Linked DNA regions of Homo sapiens: region 2 is linked to region 1. A link is an interaction called in ENCODE POLR2A ChIA-PET data of the cell type or tissue named here. Cell type or tissue: MCF 10A. All regions are shown on one strand. Links, peaks and the distances in the headings refer to the core of each region. The heading gives the core; the rest is flanking DNA.

Region 1 (5,751 bases), core at 293-5,292:
ATTTCCAGATTCCCTTGCCCATGCGATCCTGCACAACCACATTGCATTAGACGGTCTCCTCGTTGCATGTGGTGGTGTTTATGCTGTCACTAACACTTCCTGCTGCACCTGGGTAAATACTTCCATTCAGGTTGAATTAGAAGCATCTGAGATCCAAAGTTGGCCAAATCCTACAGCTGGCTGTCTGAAAAGGACACCTTCAGAAAGCCTCCTGGCTGGGCTTGCTGGATTAGAATTCCAATTTCCAGATATTTTCAGCCGGCTTCTTCTGGTATAGGATTCCTTCTGTGTTCTGCCCTACAAATTGTAATGAATCTCCTTGGGCTAAGCATTTGGCTCCTCTTTAAAATCATTGTAGCCTGCTTTAACAGATATCTGCATGAGACCCTCACCAGGATCGTGCTGACCCAAGACCTTGAGACTTTAGACTCATTCCAGCTGGAAACGGAAGCCAGCTTAAGCCAAGAGATGTTAATTCATATTTAACAGGTGCCTGAGTGCCTCTCATAAGTAAATGGCTCTAGTTGCTCAGTTGATCACTGCCTTGTCAAAGGATCTCTGCACGGGACTAGAAGAATCTGGAACAGGTTGCCAGCCACTCTAGCACGATGATGGGATGCAACCAACCTAATCAATCATCAGTGCTGTCTGCTGACAGGTTTTGATAAACGGGGGGCGTGGGGGGAATGTGAACCTTGAAAGAGCCAATCCCTCGGATGAATCCTGAGTGGCTAATAGCCTAATTTCAAAAGAGCCAAGTGGCCATTTGCTTACTAGAGGTCGCACACATACTTGGAGTTCCTGGAAAACCTGCATGTCTGCTTAGGGGCTTTCATAGCTGCCTGTTCATGTTTGTGCTGCCTGAGCCAACCAATAGACTGTGACCTATGTCAACCAATCAGAACTCAGCAAGTGTTGACCAATCAGAACTCACCAAACATCAACCGGTCAGAACTAAGCAAGTTTGAATCCTTTATTTGACTAAGTGGACCTGAGTGGAACCTGGATGGGATCTTTCACTATAAAAGAAAAACCTTCCCTTTGCTCTCTGGAACGTACCTTCATTTTACACTGAAGGCTGTGTCTCTTCGGTTTGCCAACTGTTACTGGAATAAAGTCTCTTTCCTCTAAATTCTCTTTCAGAGAATTTTGTTCACAGGATAAAAGTCATACCCATCCCACTGGTCCAAGTTGAGGATTAGCTGTGTCGAGTCATGTAAAATAGTTCATTTAGGTAGGTGCTGAGGACTTGTTGGCTGTGATTTTGATGATGATCTCAGCAGTGATGCTAATGACAACTCCTTTGTGTCATCCTACTGTACCATACTTCCATGTCACACCTGAAGTCAAATGGGTAATACTATATACATTCATTCATTCTCATATATGCACCGAAGGGTGGTATATGGCTTTGCTCTTTTATTCTGCCGTGGTTTTCCTCAGCTCCTTGAAATTGGATCCACTGGTATGCCCCACCTTCTGTTTGAGGCTGAATCCAAACTCTAATACCTATATCACTCTGGGACTGTATTATGGGTTGCATTGTGTCCCACCTCCCCAAATTTATATATTGAAGACCTAACACCCATGACCTCAGAATGTGACCTTGTCTGAATATAGGGTTACTGTAAATATAGGGTTACTTCATTAATGTGATTAATAAAGTTAAAATAAGGTCATACTGAAATAGGGTGGGCCATTAATCCAAATATGACAGGTGTTCTTATGAGAAAGTGAAATTTGGACTTGAAGACAGACAGACAGAAACACACACACACAGAGGGAGAAAGAGAGACAGAGAGAGAGGGAGAGAGACAGAGAAAGAGAGAGACGGAGAGAGAGAGAGACAGACATAGAGAAAGAAAGAGAGATAGAGACAGAGGGAGAGAGAGAGAAAGAGAGACAGAGAGACAGAGAGAGACAGAGAGAGAGAGAGAGTGAGCAATCGTGAAGATTGCAGTTATGCTGCCACAAGCCAAGGAACTACCAGAAGCTAGGAGAGGTGCCTGCAACAGATCCTTCTGTAGCACCTTCAGAGGGAGCATGGCTCTTCTGACACCTTGATCTTGAACTTCTAGCCTCCAGAATGGTGAGACAATAAATTGCTGTTGTTTATATGCTCGTTTATGCTACTTTGTTACAGCAGCTGTAGGAACTAACACAGGGTATAATGAATTGACAACTCTGGGCATAGTTCCCAGGGGCTTGGTTGCAATGGCTGGGCTCCCTGAGTCACCCCGAAGTCTCTCACTGCCAGGAATCCCAGAGTTTGGACCTTAGAGAGATCCCCCAGTTTCCCATGTTGGCTTTTTCTGAATTCATTCAGGGCAGATGGGTTGCTTGCCTAACCATCTAGTTTCTCCTGGTAAGAGAGCAAAGGAAAGATTTTTCTTTTATAGTGAAAGATCCCATCCAGGTTCCACTCAGGTCCACTTAGTCAAATAAAGGATTCAAACTTGCTTAGTTCTGACGGGTTCATGTTTGGTGAGTTCTGATTGGTCAATACTTGCTGAGTTCTGATTGATTGACATAGGTCACAGCCTATTGGTTGGCTCAGGCAGCACAAACATGAACAGGCAGCTATGGAAGCCCCTAAGTTAAGCAGACATGCAGGTTTTCCAGCTTAAGCGAAGCTCCCTGAAACCAGATCCTGCTTGGGCGTCTACAGCCTGAAAGGCAGAGCCTCTTGTGTATGTGAAACGTGATTGTCTGCTGCTGGGCTTTTAGGTGCCCAGCCTCTGCCTGGCTTCCACATGTGCCCGCCCGCACTCTGTGCCCATGCCTCCCCATCAGACTTGTACACTGACCCCTTCGGAAATGAGCGCCTGGCCTGCCCTTATGGACATTGCTTGGATCACTTGTTGCCCTGTTCTGGCCCAGCAGTGTCACTTCTGCCAGACCCCAACTTGGAGCTTCCTGAGCTCTGATTTCATTGCTGAGCAACCTGTAACAGTTCCCTCGGGAGTTCACAGAAAACAATTATGACCTCACATAAATAAAATATTCTGCTTAATAATAAACTGGATCTTTTAATTGTTAAAAATGTTCATTGTAGAAAAATCAGAGGAGAAAAAAGAAACAAAACTAATGACTTATAATCACATTACTTGGAGACACTGTTACTATTTTGGTTTATGTTCTTTTAGACTTTTTTCTCATTTCACTTATTGTTTACTTACTTGATTTTTATTTTATCAAAGTAATGTCAGCACAGAATTGTAAAAACTCAAATAGTTCTAACAGGCTTTTGTAAAATGCAGTGTTTCCATCTCTCCCTTCCCCACTCTCTCCACATTTCCACTCTAAGGACAAGCACTTTCAATTCTTTTATCTGTCTCTCTGGCCCTTACACATCTAATTATTTCCAAAATTTAGACATTATCTACTGACTTCCTATTGTAGCAAATGAAGATTTAGCTTTCTTACAATGTCCCCATCTCCGAATCCCTTTCTCTATCCTCCCAACATAGTCCTTCCAAATTGTTGGAGGCAATATTCAGAATATTAATATACATATACAAATAATCTTCACAGCTGAAGGTTGGAGTGTGACATTTCCTTCTTTTCATTTCTTTTCCTGAAAGTAACAATGGCCCATGTCTTTATTTAGTTAGTTTTGTTTGTGCTCATTGCTTGTTCTTTGCACACATCTCACAGCCCACGGTGTAAGTTTCCTCGAGCTGACTTGCATCAGGGAATCCATCAATCCCATTTTTCTTGCCTGAAGGCACTCCCTTGGAAGCTTCCATTCTCCTTCCTGTGCCGCTTGCTTCCTGGGATCCCTGGGCAGCTCTTATCCTGGGATTTCTGTTTGCTATAATTCTTGGAATTCCCCTTATCTTTGTCCTGTGCTGTATTTGTTTTTCTGGATCTCATGCCTTTCTTTCTTGTTGTACAGGTAATGTTGTCATGAACATTAATGTTTATGTCTTTTGGTGTACATGTGTGTGCATTTCTCTTGGGTGGATATATAGAAAGGGGATTTCCGGGTCTTAGGGGATGGGTTTTTCCAGTTTTAGTTGATACTGCCAGTTTTCCAAAGTAACTGCACCAATTTATGCTCCTACTGGCAGTTTCATTGGCCCCCACATCCTCACCAGTAATTGATATTGTTGGTTTTAAAATATGAGCCATTCTAATTGGGTGCATACTGGTATTTCATTGTGATTTTAATTTGAACCTCTTGATGACTTACGATAATAAATGTTTCTAGTCATTTGTATATCTTATTCAAAAAGTGCCTATTTAAGTTTCTGTCCATTTTTCTATTGGCTTATCTGTCATTTTCTTACTAATAATTATTTTTTCTAGATAAAAATTTTTTAATCAGATACATCATTGTAAATATTTTTCTGCCTTTTGATGACATGCTTTTTCACAATGTACACAAATTCTTCACTTTTCCAATTCATTAATCTTTTCCTTTAGGGATGATTTTTAAAAATGTCTTATTTAATGTCTTTGTCTACTCAAGAGTCATGAAGATATCTCCTTATTTTATTTTTAAGAAGCTATATTTGTGTTACCTCTCAGATTTAGATTTACTCAGATTTTAAAAAATTCTCCCTGGGCCTGATTTTGTGTATGGTGTGAGGTAGTGGCCCAGGTTAATCTTTTTCCATAAATATATGCAATATTAAAGAGTTTGTATTTGATTGGCATTACTTCTTCCTAATTAGTCTGGAAGACTTCACTGATGAATTTTCTGGAGTTTTCATTTCATTGTATTCTGCCATTGCTGGACATAGTATTCTGTATGTGCCCATCTGGTCATGTTAATTGTGTTGTTTAGAGCCTCTACATTTTTACTGATTTTATTTTTGTCTGCATGTTCTACTAGTTTCAGGGACTGTGTCAAAATATCCTACTTTTTTTGATTAGTTTTATTTATTTCATTTCTAGTTTCATCAATTTGCATTTGTGTATTTTTTTTTGGTTTCACCAATTTCTTCTTTATATATTTTGAAGCTATGTTATTGGATGCATATGATTTAGAATTGGTAGACGTGATATCTTCATGGTGATCTGAGCACTTCATTATATTATGATCCTCCTCATTTCTTGTGGTGTTTCTTGCTTTAAAGTTGACTTTGATTGTAACATAACTACAAGGCACTCTTCAAAACAGTATGTAGTTCTTTTAACTTTTAATCTAATCTGATTATTTTAATCTTTTAACTGAAATATTTAACCCAATACAGATATATTCAGATTTATATCTGCCATCTAATATTTCCTTTGTATTTGACTCAGCTGTTCTGTTGTTTTCTTGCTTTCTTTTAAGTGAATTGATTTTTTAAATACTATTTTCTGTTATACATCTTCTTTTAGAAGTTATGCTAGAAGTTACAGTAAACATTCATGACTAACTACAGTTGAGTATATTTTCAACTTCCCTGATAATGCTGGAACTTTGGTATATTTTAACTCCACTTATTTTTTTCCTCTCCAGTAACTTTTCTTGCCTTGAATTTTTAATTCTAGATAAATGTTATAGACTAAATTGCATCCCCTCAAAATTCATATTTGAAGCCCTGACCCACAATGTGGCTGTATTTTGAGACAGGGCCTTTAAAAAGGTTATTAAGGTTAAGTAAGGTCATGATGGCGGAGCCCTAATCCAATATAATTGGTGTATAACCTTATAAGAAGAGCAAGAGGAACCAGGGATGTGCACATGCAGAGTAAAGAACATGTGAGAGCTCAATGAGAAGACAGTCCTCTGCAAGCCAGGTAGAGAGGGCTCAGAAG
Region 2 (5,751 bases), core at 367-5,366, 82 kb before region 1:
GTATATTTTCACATCCTGTTACATGTATATGTCCTTCAACTTAGCAATTCCACTTCTAGTTATTATCCTACAGAAACAACTTGTACCTGAGCCCAAAGATGGATAAATATGGCCGTGCACTGAAGCATTGTTTATAATAGTCAAAAATTTAAACAACCTATGACATTCAGTAGCAGAAGAATTAAACGAAGGCATATATCCACATAGTGGAATACTATTAAAAAGAAAGTTGACATTAACATGTCTACAATACAGATTATAGAGTTTTAATAAGCTGCAAAGGAAGATACACAATATGGATCCATGTATGCCAAAAGAAAACTATACATTTGTACATATATATGTGTATATAAATGCATAGAAAAGAGTTTTGAAGGAGACTTAGGAAATTCAGGACGGTGGCTACATCTGGAGAAAGGATAGAGCTTGAAGAGGGAAAATGAAGCAAAACTTTCCCTTTTTGCTATGTAGACTTCGCTGAGTTGTTTCATTTTAATTATTCCAATGGAAACCTTTTACTTTTGTAATTAAAATGCAACATTAACACTGAAAATGCAGTAATTATGTGAAGTTGGAGAAATGAGTTTTGATTTTCTAGAGACATTCTCATTCTATGTTGATTTAGATTTTGTCTCCGTAGCCTCCCAGTGTAGACGGTGATAGACGTCGGTACACATTTAGCAGCCGGTAATTCCTGCCATGTACAACTGCCAAGCAGCAGTGGGGTGCCTTTGTTTCAGAGGTATTTGGGTGCAGTGATTCTTTGCTATGGTTGGAAGCCAGTTTAAGGAGGTTCATGCAGCTGAGGTGAACAGCATTAAGGGGTAAGAAATGACTCCTCAGAGTTCTGAGTTTGTGCCTTCAGGGAACTGGCCTCAGGCTGAGTCCAGTCACTGGGAGCACATTGGCCTTTGAGGTCTTAAATTCATCACTAAAAATGTGCTCCGTTGCCAAGATGCCATTTCCAAACATATAGTGATTTCCTTGCATATGCATCCTGAAGACATGACCCTATTGCTCTGACTTTCATCCGTCAGACCAAGGATTTAAAAATAGATACTGCTGTCTTGCTGCTGCTGGGTCTAAAGCCTTCCTTCTAGAAGAAATTTCTTTTGACCTTAAAAATAGGTTTTGTTCTTTTCCTGTCAATCCCCTCTTCACCTGCAAGATGCTTTGCCTGTATTACACTATATTGGTTACCCAGAAATGATTACATGAAGAAAGAAAGAAAAAGAACTAAACATATTTTTTTTAAAAAAACCCAGGTTTTTATTTTATATTTTAAATATAAAGTTAACTTTGGGAGGCTGAGGCAGGAGGATCACTTGAGGCTATGAATGAGATCAGCCTAGGCAACAAAGTAAGACGCTCATCTCTGCAAAAAATAACAAAAATTAGCCGGGTGTAGTGGTGCATGCCTGTAGTCCCAGCTGCTGAGGAGGCTGAGGTCAGAGGATCGCTTGAGCCCAGGAGGTCGAGGCTGGAGTGAGCTATGATTGCACCACTGCACTCCATCCTGGAGCTCTCATGGAGGTGCTGGCTGACCAGGGAGGGATGCCATTCCATTTCTGATAACATAGGATCTAAGCCCCTCTGGTATTGACTTCATCTTCTCCAAGTGGCTCTACCATGCAATTGTAGCTGTACCGCTGGCCATCCAGAGCTCCTACAGTAGGCCGCAACAGTCCAAACCTCAAGTCTCAGTTATTGGAACACCCAAAAGAAGGAAGGCATTTCCCACCGGCATAGCTGAAAATAGACATGCTTATAACAGAGCGAGAAAAAACAGTTCATTTCTGGCCAGAAATGAATTTTGTGGAATCAAAAAGAACAGTAAGTGACACTCCCACATTCTAACTGACAAAGCATGCTGGAAGTTCAGTCCTATGTTGTAATCCTTGCTCAGACAAAATCATCAATAAAACGGGGCCCCAAGTTGTGCGGCCTGACAATAATGTTAACATTCACCCTATTTCTTCTGGGAAGTTTCAAAATGTGCATCTCCAATTAAGTATGCAATTAAAGGGAAAATGAGAATCACAATAATAATAATTGTATGGTAACTTGCCATTAGTTTGAGAATCATGCACACATAACCAACTCTATTTGTGTGGTCCCAGCATGCCTGCTTGTTTGCTCATTCTTTTTTTTTTTTTTTTGAGACAGAGTCTCACTGTCGCCCAGGCTGGAGTGCAGTGGCGCGATCTCGGCTCACTGCAAGCTCCGCCTCCTGGGTTCACGCCATTCTCCTGCCTCAGCCTCCCGAGTAGCTGGGACTACAGGCCCCCGCCACCATGCCCGGCTAATTTATTGTATTTTTAGTAGAGACGGGGTTTCACCGTGTTAGCCAGGACGGTCTTGATCTCCTGACCTCATGATCCGCCCACCTCGGCCTCCCAAATTTTGGGAGGTGTGAGCCACCGCACCCGGCCTTGTTCATTCTTTTATTTACTTACAATGTATCTGCTAGATGTCTAGGACCAGGCTAAGATCTGAATGGTGCTCAGTAATATTGTTGGAATAAAGGAATGACAAAGCTAAATAGGAATTATTATTATTATTATTTTGAGATGGAGTCTCGCACTGTCACCCAGGTTGGAGTGCGATGGCACGATCTTGGCTCACTGCAGGCTCTCCCTCTCGGGTTCACACCATTCTCCTGCCTCAGCCTCCTGAGTAGCTGGGACTACAGGTGCCCGCCACCATGCCTGGCTAATTTTTTGTATTTTTAGTAGAGACGGGGTTTCACCATGTTAGCCAGGATGGTCTCGATATCCTGACCTTGTGATCCTCCCGCCTCAGCCTCCCAAAGTGCTGGGATTACAGGCGTGAGCCACCGTACCCGGCCCAATAGGAATTATTAAGCTGCATATATATGTTTTCTCAAATCAGTGCCTTGTTACTCTTGCTATGCAAAGATGGAGAGGAACATTGAATGTATTAATGCTTATTCTATTACCAGGTGAGAATCCTGAACTCTCTGGCTTAGAAAGAATCTTAGCAAGACATCAGTTGCCAAAAGAGATTAATCTGACCCCAAAGCCGAACAGAATGCCCCCGTGGAAAAGAAAAATCATCAACAATGTAACTGACGGGTGGAAGAAATGTCACTTGTTGAAGAGAAACACGAAAGAGCCTCCAATGTCCACCATAGTTGTCAGGTAGACTCTAATTTCTGCCTTATGTGGATATATTTAGAGATACACAGGGTGATCACAAAATCTCTATATGCCTTAGCTAAAAAATGATAAGCACTGTTCTATATAAAAGCACATGGGCCCCATTTTTACCCACCACCAAGCTGCTAGAGGAGCCCTCACTGGGAGTAAACTCATGGAAATGGGAGCAGGAGTGTGGGTCCTCCATGGCCCATTGCAGTCTAGAATAGAGAGCAGAAATCTAGCAAGAACAGAGTGGGATTCTTGGAGAGAAACCCAACCACTGAGCTTTGGGGCTTTTTGGCTGCGTAAGTTGGGAAGCAGCTTGGTTTTTCACACCCACCATTGGCATGACCAGGGGCTAGGATACCATAGCAGGACATGGTGGACCTTTGGCTTTATCCCTGGTCTGCCAGACTGTACATGGAGAGAACTGGAGCACCATTGGACAGTCTTAACAAGAGGAGTGACATCATCTGACCCAAATCCTCTCTAGCCTCCCAAAGAATGCATGGGTGGAGGAGAGCTGTTGGGAGATTTTACAGCTCTGCAGGTAAGGGATGGTGGCCCAGGTGGTAACAGTGGGGATGTGGAATTGGTTGGATTCCGGTGCTCAAAGTCATAAGCTTTGGTTCCTTGGCAAATTATCTTTTTTTGGTGCACTTCTTTCCCTGCTTATGCCAGATAGATGGTGTTTCTATATTTGTTTTTTTCTTTTCTTTTCTTTTCTTTTCTTTTTTTTTGAGACAGAGTCTCGCACTGTCACCCAGGCTGGAGTGCCGTGGCGCGATCTCAGCTCACCGCAACCTCCGACTCCTGGGTTCCAGTGATTCTCCTGCCTCAGCCTCCCGAGTAGCTGGGATTACAGGCATGTGCCACAACACCTGGCTAATTTTTTTTGGTATTTTTAGTGGAAACGGGGTTTTGCCATGTTGGCCAGGCTAATCTCAAACTCCTGACCTCAGGTGATACAACTGCTTGGCCTCCCAAAGTGCTGGGATTACAGGCGTGAGCCACCGTGCCTGGTCTATATTTGTTTCTTTCGTATTGCTGCATGTATGGCAATGATGCCTACACTTTGTACATAGTAAGTATTCAAGCAATTTTGCCGGGCTGTCAGGATAAATGTAGATGTTGCTACAAAGACAGGATCATTTCTGATTTGAAGGTAACATAACCGGGAGAGAGTTCCAGCTCATGAATTTGCCTGAACTGGAAGCTTCCCCTGGGATTATTGCCCTGGTGAAACAGAGTCCTTGTCTGCATTTTTTTCAGTGTCCTCAGTGGCATAATTTGCCAATTTGATTTAAATATTGGTAGCCAAAGAAGGCAAAGGTATTATTATAAAAGAAGGTGGTCAATGGAACCATGGTGTTTTCTGGACAAAGCAAAGACACTACATTTTTTGTCCAGAAGTAGGTAAAGGTTATATTAAGTGATGATATCTGATTACTCAAGTGAAGATTATTTGACCATGCTTTGGAAGCCTGATATGATTTGGCTCTGTCCCCACCCAAATCCCATTTTGAATCGTAATCCCCACATGTTGGAGGAGGGGCCTGGTGGGAGGTGATTGGATCATGGGAACAGATTTCCTCCTTGCTGTTCTCATGATAGTGAGTAGTTCTCAAGAGATCTGTTGGTTTTAAAGTGTTGCACTTCTCCCCTCGCTCTCCCTCTCTCTCCTGCTCCACCACGATAAGATGTGCCTGGCTTCCCCTTTGCTTTCTGCCCTGATTGTAAGTTTCCTGAGGCTTCCCAATCATGCTTCCTGTTAAGCCCGTGGATCTATGATTCAGTTAAACCTCTTTTCTTCGTAAATTACCCAGTCTCATGTAGTTCTTTATAGCAATGTGAAGACAGAATAACACAAGACCTATTTTTAAACATTCAAGTTTCACAACCATAGAAAGTTTGTACACCTCAATTTTAGGTCCTGATGTCTTCATATGAAGTTATAGATCTTTATATCCTAGTTTGCTTTCTGAAAATATAGCTAGAGTATCAGAACATAGGAAATGGTACTTTTTTTTAACATTTTATTTTACAAACATTTATTTGCTTTCCTTAAAAGCAGGGACTGTCAGCCTATCTTATTTATTTTTGTATTCCTAGTGTTACAGGTTGGAGTCTCAAGCGCTGAGATAGAAATAAGAATGCAAAAGGTTTCCTGGGAGTGGTGTTGCATCAAAGTGGAAGCAGGAAAACAGTGTTGGGCAGGGATTCAAGAGGTGGAGAAACAGGCTTCGCCCCAGTGGAAGGAGGTGCAAAGTCATGTTGCAGGGGGCTTCGGTACAGGACAGGTGGGAGGATTAGGCCCATTTTGCAATCAATCAATCATGAACCTTGTCTTGGTTGCTGTGACTCCAGATTCCTGAAGGATCTGCTGAATTAACTGTTCTAGTTCTGATGATGCCTCCTGGCATTAATGATTCTTCTCCTATTACCTGGTAACATGGTAAATATTGTCATTTGATAACTGTATCATTCTTAATTCTTTGTGACTTAACTGACACCCTTGAGAGAATTCATTCTTTAGCCAAAGCAAGCCTGACTATTATTAAGAATCATCAATAATAGCTTTGTCCATAAA

What was found. Peaks named below come from ENCODE experiments on the same cell type or tissue, not always from the same donor. Only the 100,000 strongest peaks of a DNase experiment are listed, where the experiment ranks them.
Region 2: POLR2A ChIA-PET joins it to region 1 with 5 read pairs; 2 of 35 experiments call an interaction of 5 or more read pairs at or near these places.

Annotation. Positions count from the first base shown.
Region 1 is chr6:4,178,278-4,184,028 of GRCh38, forward strand. It overlaps LOC124901246 (a long non-coding RNA gene), which reads left to right. Exons shown (of 5, transcript XR_007059416.1): 5 at 1-1,132. Among named protein-coding and RNA genes, the nearest start is that of ECI2-DT, 45 kb to the left of the region's middle. In MCF 10A, for the core only: no CTCF peak of the experiment used is centred there; a DNase peak (open chromatin) is centred at 2,524.
Region 2 is chr6:4,096,038-4,101,788 of GRCh38, forward strand. It overlaps the pseudogene TEX56P. Among named protein-coding and RNA genes, the nearest start is that of FAM217A, 20 kb to the left of the region's middle. In MCF 10A, for the core only: no CTCF peak of the experiment used is centred there; no DNase peak of the experiment used is centred there.